2 separate regions of the Homo sapiens genome follow, and region 1 is linked to region 2. A link is a loop called in an ENCODE intact Hi-C map of the cell type or tissue named here. Cell type or tissue: GM12878. All regions are shown on one strand. Links, peaks and the distances in the headings refer to the core of each region. The heading gives the core; the rest is flanking DNA.

The links. Hi-C counts contacts between places; a loop is a spot of excess contacts. Peaks named below come from ENCODE experiments on the same cell type or tissue, not always from the same donor. Only the 100,000 strongest peaks of a DNase experiment are listed, where the experiment ranks them.
Region 1: it touches region 2 in a loop (3-fold over the local background); 9 of 110 quality-filtered maps call a loop at or near these places.

The regions. Positions count from the first base shown.
Region 1 is chr1:199,939,094-199,946,629 of GRCh38, reverse strand. No RefSeq gene overlaps it. Among named protein-coding and RNA genes, the nearest start is that of NR5A2, 85 kb to the left of the region's middle. RefSeq lists an enhancer at 4,384-4,453. In GM12878, for the core only: no CTCF peak of the experiment used is centred there; a DNase peak (open chromatin) is centred at 4,669.
Region 2 is chr1:200,506,405-200,513,940 of GRCh38, reverse strand. No RefSeq gene overlaps it. Among named protein-coding and RNA genes, the nearest start is that of ZNF281, 100 kb to the right of the region's middle. RefSeq lists a silencer at 3,541-3,590. In GM12878, for the core only: a CTCF peak has its summit at 3,624 (motif pointing right); a DNase peak (open chromatin) is centred at 3,640.

The DNA.
Region 1 (7,536 bases), core at 1,720-6,719, 570 kb after region 2:
AAAGTGACATACAGAAAACAGAAGTGAGGTACACAAACAGCTGAATTGGTTACAGCTCAGCATTTGCCTGGTTTGAAGAGTTGGCTGCCTTTGGCCAAAACTTGGTGATTGGCACAAGAGTAGGTTGCAGTCTGTTTACACATCTAGTTAGGTTACAGTTCACGCTAATGGAGACCTCTTTAGGCTGAACTTAAAATATGTGAGGAGGCAGCTTTAGGTTAAACTTGATTGAATGCTCATTTTATTTTATTCTTTTGGCAAACTATGCTCAATAGGTAAATTCCTCTATAGGGTGCCAGTCATTTTAAAAGTGAAACGTTTTGACTGAAACATTTGATTAAATGTTTTGATTAACAAAGTGTTCGTTGCTAGTATTTCCAGGAGCAAGCAGCAGTAGAAACATTAGCAACACAATTTCCTGAAGTTAAACTTATTTTGCTGTGGATACACTTATTTTGAGATGGGGTCTTGCTATCTTGCCCAGGGTAGACTGGAACTCTTGGGCTCAAATGATCATCCCGCCTCAGCCTTTCAGTAATAGGGATTACAGGCTCGTTGCCACCCCACTCAGCTTAGCTGTGGATATTTTCAATGAGAGCCAAACCAATTTGTGTGTGAAAACCTAGTCATACAGCCAGGTGTCTTAGAGCTTTGGGTGGGCCCATCAATCTAAATTATAAGTTGGCCCCACATGGAAATGGTTGGAGGTGGGAAGGGAAAGGTGAATTCTTAGAGCCCTGGTCCCTGGAACTCCCTGGTGCTGAAGCCCCATGGGTTTGCACTGGGTAATTTACACCACTTTGTGACTCGTGAACACATTAATTATGCAACAGTTTGTTAGTTTCCTTAATCATCATGGGATTTCCCATGCCACAACCCTGAAAATAGTATGGTGTATACTTTAAGCTTGCTGTAGGTGAAAAATGCAACTCAGTCACTTTGTCTTCTGTGCTTAGATGGCAGGACTTTCTGAAGCAATACATAGAAACTTAATAATGTCCATCAACAGCATATTAGAGAATAAATTTTATGTAAGAATAGTGCTGAACATTTAGAGAAAGGAGACTGTCAGAATTTGTCTATTCAGTGTGAATTTGAGGGTAGTTGTAAGGTTTAGAGGTAATATATGTTAAAGTGTCTGGTCCTCAGTAGGCACTTTACACATATTAGCTATGATGATCACAGAGGTGGAGCTGTCTGTGCTGACATTATCTGAATGGAAGGTTGATGGTTGAAATCAGTGACATGCAAAGCTCATTGGAATTTCCTTAGGAGCTCTCTAAAGTTTACATTTCCAGGTTCCAGCGCTGGAGATTCTTATTCTTATTTAATGGAATTTTAAAAATAATGCCCTGCAGCTGATTCTGATGGCCAGCTAGATTTAGAAGATCCTAGATGAGGGGATTTCTAAATTCTCTTTCAACTGTACCATCCAGAGGTTGGAATATTGAGGAAGTTTTTTTGTGATCCTCATTGCTCAAGCTCATGCAAATTCAAAGTCAACTCATCTTATTGTGCTTCCTCTCAAGGTATGAGAATCTGTAAATGGGTTGGAAACATTAACGGGATACTAAATCTGATAAAGCATTTTCTCCACACGGATACAGAGCACCTCACACCAGATGTGCAGGTTTTTTCCCCACACCAACCAATTCTCCAACACCATCTGAGTGTCCTACAATTCAGTTTAATTCTGTCACTATGTACCTGAAGTTAGCTTTAGATGTCACAAGTGAATAGGCTCAGTTCCACAAGACTGCCCCTACTCAGAGCCATTTGCAAGTCTAGGCCTCCCGTGTTTCGGACTGACCTGTTACAAATTGGGGATTCTTTTCTTTTCTTTTCTTTTCTTTTTTTTTTTTTTTTGAGACAGAGTCTCACTCTGTCGCTCAGGCTGGAGTGAAGTGGCTCAATCTCAGCTCACTGCAACCTCTGCCTCCCAGGTTCAAGCGATTCTTGTACCTCAGCCTCCTGAATAGCTGGGATTACAGGCGCCTGCCACTATGCCCAGCTAATTTCTGTATTTTTAGTAGAGACCAGGTTTCACCATATTGGCCAGGCTGGTCTCAAACTCCTGACCTCAGGTAATCCGCCCCTCTTGTCCTCCCAAAGTGCTGGGATTACAGGCGTGAGCCACCGTGCCCGGCCTATAAACTGGAGATTCTTATGCCCTTCTTTCAGTTTGATAATTTGCTTGAACAACTCAGAACTTAGAGAAACACTTTACTTACATTTACCAGTTTATTATAAAGGATAAAGATGAATAGCCAGACAAAGAGGTTAACAGGGCAAGGTTTGGAAAGATCCTAAGTGCAGAATCTTCTGTTCCCTGGGAGTTGGGGTGTACCACTCTCCCAGCACATGAATGTGCTTACCAACCTGGAAGCTCATCAAATCTCATTTTTACTTTTTTTAAAAAACTTTTTTTTTTTTTTTTACCTTTTTTTTGGGGGATGGGTTGGACAGAGTCTTGCTCTGTTGCCCTGGCTGGAGTGCAGTGGCACCATCATAGCTCACTGCGGCCTTGAACTCCTGGACTTAAGGGGTCCTCCCACTTCAGTCTCTCGAGTAGCCGGGACTACAGGTGTGCACCACCACATCCGGCTAATTAAATTTTTTTTTTTTTTGTAGAGACAAGCGTCTTGCTTTGTTGTCCAGATTGGTCTTGAACTCTTAACCTCAAGTGATCTTATCTCCTTGGCCTCCCAGAGTGTTGGGATTACAAGAAATAGCCACTGCACCTGGCCCAAATCTCATTTTTAAAGCGTTTTTAGAGAGTTTAATCTTCAGCTCCCTCCATCCCTACGTTTCCTTAGAGGTCAGTGGGTGAGACTGAAAGTTCTACCCCATAATCACTGGGTCTTTCTGGTGACTGACCCCATCCTGAGGCTATTTAGGGGCCCCATCCTAAGTCACATTAGCATAAACTTTGGTAAGATCAAATGGGACTCCTTACAAATAACAGAACGTGCTCCTATCACTCAGCAAATGCCAAGGATTTTAGGTGCTGTATGCCAGAAACTGGGGACAAAAACTAAATATATTTCTTATTAAACCATGCTGAAGAAACTGAACATTCCTTTTTTTTCTCTTAAACCAGAATGAAAATAGAAATCTGTCTTTAGGCTGGGCATGGTGGCTCATGCCTGTAATCCTAGTACTTTGGGAGGCCAAGGCGGGTGAATTGCTTGAGGTCAGGAGTTCAAGACCAGCCTGGCCAACATGGTAAAACCCTGTCTCTACTAAAAATTCAAAAATTAGCTGGGCATAGTGGTGTGCATCTGTGGTCCCAGCTACTCAGGAGGCTGAGGCAAGAGAATCGCTTGAACCCAGGAGGCAGAGGGTGCAGTGAGCACCGAGATCGTGCCACTGCACTCCAGCCTGGGCAAGAGAGTAAGACTCCGTCTAAAAAAAAAAATTTAGACTGGTCGTTTGCAGGTGTCTGTGATCTGTGATATTGTTCAGTCTAGTTATTCTCAGTGCAAATCGTCTAATAGGCCTCAGCTATTCACCCATAGCCATTCCAATGCTTTAGAGAATCCAAGACCTGTGAAGTCTGTAGGCAGGCCTCAGCACCTAGCCCCTGGTCCGGATCCTCATGTGCTCATTCTCAACCTTATCTTATGGTATGAACAGGAATAAGATATTGCAAAGTATCTTCTGTCACATTTTCCTGATGCCATATACGATAGTTTGTGCTCATATGTGGAGAACATTCCCAAATATGTACCCCTTGCCATCCAAGGCATTTTTCTCCTAGACAAGAAATCTTATCAGAATACAAGTGATTGAGAATAATTCATTAATGCACACATATATACAATTGTTATATATATGAATGTGTGTGCATTGATATATCCACTTACAAAAATTAAACAATTATTTGCAAATGCTTGCTTGACACATCTTCTAAATGAAAGAAATGCACTTTTGTGTCCAGATATCATGGTTGAGTGTTGTCAACGTAGAGAATTCTTTTTTTCTTTTTTCTTTTGAGATGGAGTTTTGCTCTTGTTTCCCAGGCTGGAGTGCAATGACATGATCTCGGCTCACTGCAACCTCTGCCTCCTTTGTTCAAGCGATTCTCCTGCCTCAGCCTCCTGAGTAGCTAGCTGGGATTACAGGCGCCGGCCACCATGTCCAGCTAATTTTTTGTATTTTAGTAGAGATGGAGTTTCACCATGTTGGCCAGGCTGGTCTCGAACTCCTGACCTCGGGTGATCCACCTGCCTTGGCCTCCCAAAGTGCTGGGATTACAGGCATGAGCCACTGCACTCGGCCAATGTAGAGATTTCTGATGCTCAAGAAAGGTACACATTGTAATTCAGTTATCACACTGCAGCTGCTGAAAGTGAAACCATAGGGGTCTTCTTTACTCTCAGATGAGGTGTTGCCTGTCTTCGGTTTGACTTTGGGTTGATGCTGTGGGCAGCCTCTTGCTGGCACATTTCTCTTATCCCATCAAAAATAAGAGAGGGTTGTGAGAGACTTGTGGTTTTTGAGGAAGTTGGGATCTTTGGCACATAATAATTTTGGAATCATAAACTTTTCTCATTGTACATTTGCCAGGAACTTGAACTGAATTGAACTTGGAACTCAAACCTGGGCCTGGCTAACCAGCTTTAATTTCTGAAACAATAAATTGGTTAACCACAAACCAATGAAGAAATGTTTCACTTTAAACCTACTCAACCTATTCAAACCCAAACCAGTCTTAAGTATTCTGTAAAACCACAGAACCATAACATCAAAATGTTTTCAAATCAAACCTAAACTGAAGTGAAATTTGGTTTGAGGTGCTGACATCATATGTCATAGTTGACATACTTTTATAACATTCTGCATGCTTAGTATTGATGATAGTTTGATATACAGTTGACCCTTTGTATCTGAGGATTGAAAATATTAAAAAAAGAAATAAAAATTGCAATACAATAAAAAATACAAATAAAAACAATGTAGCGTAACAACTATTTACATAGCATTTACATCACATTTGGTATTATAAGTAACCTAGAGATGATTGAAAGTGCACCCGAGAATGTATATAGGTTATATGCAAATACTGTACCATTTCATGTAAGAGACTTGAGCATCAGAGGATTTTGCTATTGTGGTTTTCACCAGTCCCCCATGGATACCCAGGGATGATTGTATAATAGAATTTTGTATTTGAAGATCTTAGAAGTATTGGCAATGTTTCATAGACCGGAGTCACTGAGGGTTTACTGAAGGTGAAATAGTGAGTCAGAGGAAAACGTGGGTAGGGGCTGGACAATTGCTTTAGGTGTTTGTTACATTGGTAATTGAGCCAACTTGCCAGCAGTTGTGTGAAGTTTCTTTCCTTCCCTTCCTTTCTCTCTCTCTGTCTCTCTCTCTCTCTCTCCTTCCCTCTCCTCTCTCTCTCTCATTCTCTTCTTCTTTTCTTTTCTTTCTTTCTTTCTTTCTTTCTTTCTTTCTTTCTTTCTTTCTTTCTTTCTTTCTCTCTCTCTCTCTCTCTCTCTTTCTTTTTCTTTCTCTCTCTCTCTTTCTTTTCTTGTCTAACTCTGTCATCCAGGTTGGAGTGCAGTGGAGCAATCTGAGCTCACTGCAACCTCCACCTCCTGGGTTCAACCGATTCTTCTGCCTCAGCCTCCTGAGTAGCTGGGATTGCAGGCACCTGCCACCATGCCCAGCTATTTTTTTGTATTTTTAGTAGAGATGGGGTTTCACCATGTTGGCCAGGTTGGTCTTGAACTCCTGATCTCAAGTGATCTGCCTTGGCGTCTCAAAGAGCTGGGATTACAGGCATGAGGCACCGCACTCAGCCTTAAGTGAAGTTTCTTCTGCGGTATTCATAAAGAAAGAAACAAACAGTACATCCATCATCTTGCTCGTATACTACCTGTTACCTTGTACTACTAAGTGTTAAGATAATTTAAGTTTACTAATGTATATGATTCTTTGTAACTTAGTTTTTGCTTGTTTGTTTGTTTTTTGAGACCAGTTTCCCTCTGTCTCCCAGGCTGGAGTGCAGTGGCACAATCTTGATCTCGGTTCACTGTAGCCACCACCTCCTGGGTTCAAACAATTCTGCCTCAGCCTCCCGAGTAGCTGGGATTACAGGTGTGCACCACCATGCCTGGCTAATTTTTGTATTTTTAGTAGAGATGGGGTTTTGCCATGTTGGCCAGGCTGGTCTAGAACTCCTTACCTCAAGCGATCCGCCCTCCTCGCCCTCCCAAAGTGCTGGGATTACAGGCATGAGCCACTTCGCTTTGCCTGGCCAGTTTTTTTATTTTTTTATTTTTAAATTACAGTTATGTTTAAATAACTGCACAATGGCTGGAGGACCCAAAGCTCCACTTCAGTCAGGTGCTTAGAAGATGAGGGATTCCAGTGCATTTACTTGGTTCCTCTGGTGTGATTCTTTTGGGTGTGCATGCATGTGTTTTGAACTCTTTCAAGACTTTAGGATACCAGTTGGTCAATTAGGACTTCTGTAACTTAAAAGGATTTATGTCTTTTTTAAATTATGAAATATCTTAAATATTCAGATAAGTATAGAGCACAATATAACAAGTACTCATGTACTTACTCATCACTTAAGTCAAATCAACATTTTGCTTTATTTTCTTCAAATCTTCTCCTCTTTCTTCATATTTCTCATCTTCTCTTTTAATTTTTTCCCAACCATCTGCTGCCTGTTGCATCTTCCCTTTCTCTTCTTTCTCTTTTTCTTCATTCTTTTTCTTTACCTTAAGGAGTAAAACATTATTAGTATAGTGGAAGGCCCTGTGTGCCTCTCCTAAATCACATTCTCTTCTCTTCTTAGAGGTAAAGTCTCCAAATTTACTATTATTCATTCCCATGAATGTTTTCAAGCTTTATATAATTGAAATTATACTGTACCAGTTTCTGTATTTCTCTATTTTATATTTTATTTATTTATTTATTGAGAGAGAGTCTCGCTCTGTCGCCCAGGCTGGAGTGCAGTGGCACGATCTCAGCTCACTGCAACCTCTGCCTCCAGGGTTCAAGCAATTCTCCTGCCTTTGCCTCCTGAGTAGTTGGGACTACAGGCATGCGCCACCACGCCTGGCTAATTTTTGTATTTTTAGTAGAGATGGATTTGACCATGTTGGCCAGACTGCTCTCGAACCCCTGACCTCAGGTAATCCGCTTGCCTCGGCCTCCTAAAGTGCTGGGATTATAGGCATGAGCCACTGTCCCCAGCTTCTCTATTTTATACAAGTGCAATTATACTGTACACATTATATTGCTGTCTTTCATGTTTTTAAGATTATTCTATGTGTATACAATTGCATGATATAATTTATTTTTAACTATTATGCCTCACTCTTCTTTAGTGATCACTTCTTTGTTTCATGGTCGTTTAGATTTTTTTTTCACTTTTCACTGTTACACACCACATGAAAATAAACATTCTTGTACTTGTCTCATTGTATATATTTGTGACTTTTTCTCTAGAACATATACCCAGGGGCATTATAGGTAGAGTATGAACATTTCCCAACTTTATTAGATGTTCCTAAA
Region 2 (7,536 bases), core at 1,127-6,126:
ATACATTTATCCTTCCATCACCATTATATGAAAACATCAGTCTCAACATAGCCTTATCAACAATAAGTATTATCATTTTTAAAAATTTTAAGCTGTTTGATAGGTGAAAAATTACATCTTACTTTTGGTTCACTTTCATGCTTCAGTTATCAATGAAGTTACACATTTTTTCCATGTGTTAATTGACCACTTATATTTTTTCTTTTTCTTTTTTATTTTTTGAGATGAAGTCTCTCTCTGTCGCCCATGATGGAGTGCAATGACATGATCTTGGCTCACTGCAACCTCTGCCTCCTGGGTTCAAGCGATTCTCCTGCCTCAGCCTCCCGAGTAGCTGGGATTACAGGCATGCTCAACCACGCCTGGCTAATTTTATATTTTTAGTAGAGACGGGGTTTCTTCATGTTGGTCAGGCTGGTCTCTAACTCATGACCTCAGGTGATCTGCCTGCCTCAGCCTCCCAAAGTGCTGGGATTACAGGCATGAGCCACCTCGTCCAGCAACCACTTATATTTTTTCTTTTATGAACTCCTGGGCTCAGGTGATCCTCCCACCTCAGCCTCCTAAAATGCTGAGATCACAGGCATGAGCCACCGGGCTCATCCCACATTAAATTCTTTAATGTATTTGGGGCTTGTTTTGCTGCGTGATGAGTTCTAAAAAGGATTTTTCCCCAAGTAATTAACCATTTGTAAAAACTGTATTTATTTCACACTCTATCCTTTCCTCGTTGATTTGTGATTTTAAAAATACCATACCATACCATATCCTAATAGCTTAAATATTTTAGGGTCCGTTTTAGAACCATCTTTTGTACTTCATTGATCTATTGACTTATTCTCGTGTCACTACCACATTGTTTCAGTGAATGTGCCTTTCAATTTGCTTTAATATCCGGTAAGGCAGATCCTTCCTTACCGTTCTTCTCTGTCAGAATTTTCTAACTATTCTCAACTGTCTATTATTTCAGATATATGCTAAAATGATTTTGTCAAATTTAAAAAATTTTGAATTTTATAAGCCTATGCACCAATTGAAATAAAGCGTTCTCCCATGAATGTGCCTGCCTCTTTTCTCAGGTGTCTTGCTAATTCTAATCCAACAGGAGAAAGCCTCTTAAAAGTCCCCGGCAGACGACAGAAAGGAAAATTAGAGGCAGATAATAGCTCTCTTGGGTGACTAGTATTGAACATTATGTATTTCCTTGTCAGAACAATTAGCAAGGAAAAAAAATTAGTAGATGCCTTAAAACCTACTAGAAAGTTAAGTGGGCAATTGCAGAAGTAGAATTATATGCACATGTATGTAAAAAAAGTCAAAATGGCTTTAATTGTAAATAGATTGTACACATTCAAGAGAATGGCCACAACTGTGTTTCCTTCATAATTTGGAATGCTCTCTGTGCAGGTAGTAAAGAGCTTGTGTCAGTATAAACCCAGCTGCACTGTGTTTTGTGCCCTACACCCCTTCATTCTGTGGGTTGATGTGTGACCAACAGAGTTAAGCATGATTCGCTTAGCTGAGTCAGGATCAGATGCTAGGGATCTTAAAAATAGATGTGTTGGAGAGCAGACTTAGCTTTATTTCATGAAACATGGAGTCTCACAGGCTGCATACTAAACCCTGACGGAAACTTTAGCATTTTAAGCCGACTGAGCAAAAATTCTTTCTCCTTTGGTCTAACTCAGCTTCAGTGGAAATCTAAGAAAAAGAAAGAGGGAGAGAAGTTCCCTGATTTTATAAAGACTGTCCAGTGATTGTGTGAGCTACTTATAAAAGTAAATCTAAAGATCTTTATTCACTTGCACAGGGTTTAAGTTAAAGTAGTAACAATGTTGGATATCTTTCTGGTATAGAGAAGGCAATATTCACAATTTCTTTTTTCTTTTCTTTTCTTTTTTTTTTTTTTTGAGACAGAGTCTCGCACTCTTGCCCAGGCTGTAGTGCAGTGGCACGATTTCGGCTCACTGCAAGCTCTGCCTCCCGGATTCTCGCCATTCTCCTGCCTCAGCCTCCCGAGTAGCTGGGACTACAGGCGCCCACCCCCACGCCCAGATAATTTTTTGTATTTTTAATAGAGATGGGGTTTCACCATGTTAGCCAGGACGGTCTCGATCTCCTGACCTTGTGATCCGCCCACCTTGGCCTCCCAAAGTGCTGGGATTATAGGCGTGAGCCACTGCGCCCGGCCAATATTCACAATTTCAAAAGGACTATCTGGGAGTTTTAGTAGTCTGGGCAAGCTGATTGCTCTAACAAACAACCCTTACACTGAGCAGCTTAACACAATAAAACTTTATTTCTCACTCATGTCACATTTTAATGTGGGTCAATGGGGCACTCTACTCCATGCAGTCATGCAGGGATCCAACTCTACCTTGTGGCTCCACCCTCCTTTAGGTTCTTGGATCTTCTCCTTCCAGCCAGCAGATGGGAAAAGAAAAGGAGCATCCCATGTAGAATGTTTTAATAGGCCAGGTCTGGACGTAATGTTTCCAATGGGTAGAATTTAGTCCCTTGTCCACACCTAACCTCAAAGGAGACTGGAAAATGCAGTCTAGCAGTGTGCCCAGGAAGAAGTGAGGAGCACAGATGTTGGTGATTACTAGTGGTTTCTGCCATAGGACTCATTTCTTTCTTTCTTTTTCTTTTTCTTTTTTTTTTTTTGAGATGGAGTTTCACTCTTGTCACCCAGGCTGGAGTGCAATGGCACGGTCTTGGCGCACTGCAACCTCCACTTCTCGAGTTCAAGTGATTCTCCTGCCTTAGCCTCCTGAGTAGCTGGGATTACAGGCACCTGCCACCACACCTGGCTAATTTTTGTATTTTCAGTAGAGACAGTGTTTTACCATGTTGGCCAGGCTAGTCTTGAAATCCTGACCTCAAGTCATTCTCCCGCCTCAGCCTCCCAAAGTGCTGGGATTACAGGCGTGAGCCACCGTGCCTGGGCAGGACTCATTCATTTCTTCATGCACTCATTCATTCATAAATACTTACTGAACAGTCATTATGTGCCAGATACTAGCTAAGAAGATAGGACTTCAGAGTATCTGCCTTCAGGAAAATACAGTCTTGGTCTTGAATCCTCACCTACTAGCTGTGTAAGTTTCATCTGTTTGAGCTGCTAGGTAGGGATGAATGGAGCTTGCAGTGCCATTGTGAGGGCTGCATGAAATAATATATATGAAGCCCCTATCATGTTTACATACATGTAAATGACCTATTCTGCATTGATCATATGTTTTCAATATTATTTGCTATTACTGTTAAGACACAGAATTCACACAATGCTTGCTTTCCCCTCAAATCTCAAAATAGTAGATTTGTGCTATCACTTTCACTGTTTACAAATTAGCCGGGTTTTCCTTCTATCCAAACACCATTTTTCCAAATACAAAAAATACTTAATTCTTCAACCCAAGTAGTTTATGGTTTTTATTATAGCCCATTTGTGCCCTTCATATTGAGAAAAGAAAAACATTCATTTGAAAGCCTAGAAGCTATTGGCAGTATAATCAGTGGGAGTACCAGCGAAAGGAATCGCATAGGTTTGCACAATAAAACCTCGAGTTTGAGGGACAAAGAGGTCTAGCCATCCACTGTTGTGTTCACATTGGCCACTAGATGGCAGTGTCTCACAGGAATATGATGACCCACTCTGGGGCACTAATGGGTATTTGCTCTTGGACTTCAAGTCTTAACTTCAAAACAAACTAAAGAGAGATGAAAGAAGCAGCATAAAAATATTAATTTTTTTGTTCTTAAACTTGTGAAAAGAAATATCTCTAAACACTCTCAAAATGTTCTCTTGTGACATTTTATATCCATTTTTATACCTTGAGGCCAATAGAAATAATGCAGTTATTAAAGTTTATGAACACTGACTGTGTGTGCACGAGGCTCTTGGAGTTTTCTGAGTCAGTTTCTGAGTGCCCTTTGAGCTTGATTTCTATTCTTGGTTTTCCATGCACATTTGGGAGCTGGTCTTGATTGAAGCTGCTGATAAAATTCTCATTTTTTTCCTGGTTAAAAAAAAAAAAAGGCTGGGCGCGGTGGCTCACGCCTGTAATCCCAGCACTTTGGGAGGCTGAGGCAGGCGGCTCACGAGGTGAGGACTTTGAGACCAGCCTGGCCAACATAGTGAAACCCCGTCTCTATTAAAAATACAAAAAAAAAAAAAAAAAAAAAAAAATAGGTGGGCGTGGTGGCGGGTGCCTGCAATCCTAGCTACTTGGAAGGCTGAGGCAGGAGAATCACTTGAACCCGGGACGCAGAGGTTGCAATGAGCCGAGATCGCGCCACTGCACACCAGCCTGGGCGACAGTGTAAGACTGTCTAAAACAAACAAACAAAAGAAAACGAAACACAAAAACGCCAGGCATGGTGGCTCACGCCTGTAATCCCAGCAATTTAGGAGGCCATAGTGGGCGGATGGCTTGAGGCCAGGACTTCGAGACAAACCAGGCCAACATGGTGAAAACCTGTCTCTACTAAAAATGCAAAAATTAGCCGGGCGTCATGGCGGGCGCCTGTAGTCCCAGCTACTTGGGAGCCTGAGGCAGAATTGCTTGAACCCAGAGGGCAGAGGTTGCAGTGAGCTGAGATCGTGCCACTGCACTCCAGCCTGAGCGACAGAGCGAGACTCCGTCTCAAAAAAAAAAAAAAAAAAAAGAATGAGACATTCACTCATTCACTCAGAGACATCCAGAGATACTGAAAGCTAATGGGAGAATTTCTAGCAGTGTTTATCCTTGAAGTGCTCATAAGACTGTCCAGCCTAGAATGGAAGTTAGGTAATGTTTTGTTTGTTGCTTAGTTTTAATTCATAGCTATGTGTTTTCTTTTTCAGAGAACCAAATACTGAGTGGCAATTCATTAGACGTGGTTGGAGATGATGCCTTAAAAGAGAGCTTTATTAATAATAATAATCACAGAAGTTATTGTTTACTGAGATATCACTATATGTCAGGCACTGTTCTAAAGGCTTTGCATATATTATGTCATCTAATCCTCACTCCAGCCAGGTATGAAAAATACTATTGTTATTGTTACTTTACAAGCAAGGAAACCGAGAGAGAGAGAGGTTAAGCAACGTGTTCAAGGTCACAGGGCTAGTAAACAGTAGATTCAAAATTTGAGCATGGGTTTATCTGGCTCCAAAGCCAATTTTAAAAACCGAAGCCCTTGTTTTTCTTTTTTAATATGTCATATTTCTTTTCTTTTCTTTTTTTGAGACGGAGTCTCTCTCTCTTGCCAGGCTGGAGTGTAGTGGTGCAATCTCGGCTCATTGCAACCTCCACCTCCCGGGTTCAAGCGATTTCTCTGCCTCAGTCTCCCAAGTAGCTGGGACTACGGGCGCCCGCCACCACGCCTGGCTAATTTTTTGTGTTATATTAGAGACGGGGTTTCACCATGTTGGCCAGGATGGTCTCGATCTCCTGACCTCGTGATCTGCCCGCCTCGGCCTCCCAAAGTGCTGGGATTACAGGCATGAGCCACTGCGGGCAGCTGTCATGTTTGTTTTCTTATTGGATTGTCTCCCTGCCTAGACTGTGAACTCCACCAGGGCAGTGATGATGTATCTATTTTGTTCATCATTTCCAGATGTGTCAGATACCCAGCAGGTATCAAGAATGATTTGTCAAAGGAAGAAATGTATAGTGATCATGTTTTCAGGATAAAAATAGTCATGTGTTTCTAGAAGATGGTTTTTATTGATTTGTTCATTTACTTATATGAAGTCCTGTAAAAGTTTGAGTGTGGTGGCTCACGCCTGTAGTCCCAGCACTTTGGGAGGCCAAGGCAGGCAGATCACTTGAGCCCAGGAGTTTGAGAGCAGCCTGGGCAACATAGCAAGACCCTGTCTCTATGAAAATAAAATAAAATAAAATAAAATAAAATAAAAAAGTCATGTAAAGATAAAATATTTCATCGCATTTAAAAATAACCCTTAAGAAATCAACATAATCAAGACAATTTAAATTGCTGAAATCAGCAATGTTGGGAAGACAGGATTGCTGCCCGAAAAGAGCTGCAGTAGACTGAGAAGTCAGCACACAGCAGCATGAAGATGGACAGCCTGGGCCAGGCACTGTAGCTCACGCCTGTAATCCCAGCACTTTGGGAGGCCGAGTTGGGCAGATCACCTGAGGTCGGGAGTTCGAGACCAGCCTGACCAACATGGAGAAACCCTGTCTCTACTAAAAATACAAAATTAGCCAGGCATGGTGGCGCATGCCTGTAATCCCAGCTACTCGGGAGGCTGAGGCAGGAGAATTGCTTGAACCTGGGAGGCGGATGTTGTGGTGAGCCAAGATTACGCTGTTGCACTCCAACAGGAGTGAAACTCTGTCTCAGAAAAAAAAAAAAAAAAAAAAAAAAAAAAAAAGGGCAGCCTGGGGTGAGGATCTGGTAGGTGAAACCAAAACCCTGCTCTGAGAGTTCAGAGAGGAGAGTGGACCTTTGGGCATGGTGATGCATCCCTGCAGTCCCAGCTACTCTGGAGACGGAGGTGGGAGGATCACTTGAGCCCAGGAGTTCAAGACTGCAGTGAGCTATGACTATACTACTGCATAGTCATATGCAATATGACTTCCTTCCTTTCTTCCTTCCACTCCAGCCTGACAGAGTAAGATCCTGTCTCTAAAAAAAATAAAATAAAATAAAAAAGAGAGAGAGAGTGGGTTTTGAGGAGGGAGTGTGTGAAGGAAAGCCTCAGAGTGGTGCAGGAGGGCAGGTTGCTATAGGTGGCCTAGAATGGGTACAGTTTACTAAGTCAGCAAGAAGGGTGTTGGGTCACTCATGCTCCTTCCACCCCCAATGCCCCATCTGCTGCTTTGTCTCAAGTAGAAATAAGTATGACAGAGCTTGCAGCACCTACCTTCTCTTGCAAGTTCCCAGTTTAAACTTGTGCACTAAATCTCACCTTTAATGAGAAGCAGCTTTTGGTGTCTCAGCAATAGTTCTGGAGCCTCCTCCTACCGCTGTCAGGTTTGGGGGTTTTATTTTTGTGTGTGTAATTGGAAAATTCCCCTGTGAGACTGGAAAAAGGCATCAATGTCGCTACAAAAATGGTCTCCGGATCCAACCTATGGGATTGGGCAAGCTTCTGAAAGTGAAGCCCATCAGAGAGGTGAGGGTCAGGTGGGTAATTTCACTCGTCGCTCTGGTCAGACATTGGTCTTTGTTCTGTACAATTAGGAGATGACAACAGCCTGGGGACGATGAGGCTGCAGCGAGCAACACAACACATAAAACACATTTACGACACCTCCCGTGGCAGAGCTGGGTGGCGGCTGGCGGCATCCAGGCAACAGGAGCAGTTTTGTGCTGTGCCTGAGAGCCGCCATTGCAAACTCCCAAAAGGATATTGGTGTCGCTAAAACGAGCTCCTTGTGTCCAAATACCAATCTGCAGGTCTTTCTCCTTCCACATCTCTCCTCACCTCCTTCTGCCTTGTTTATCTTTTCTTCACCAAAGACAAAAAGAAACCATCGCCAAATGTCTTCTCTCTCACTCTCTTTTGTCCACCAAAGC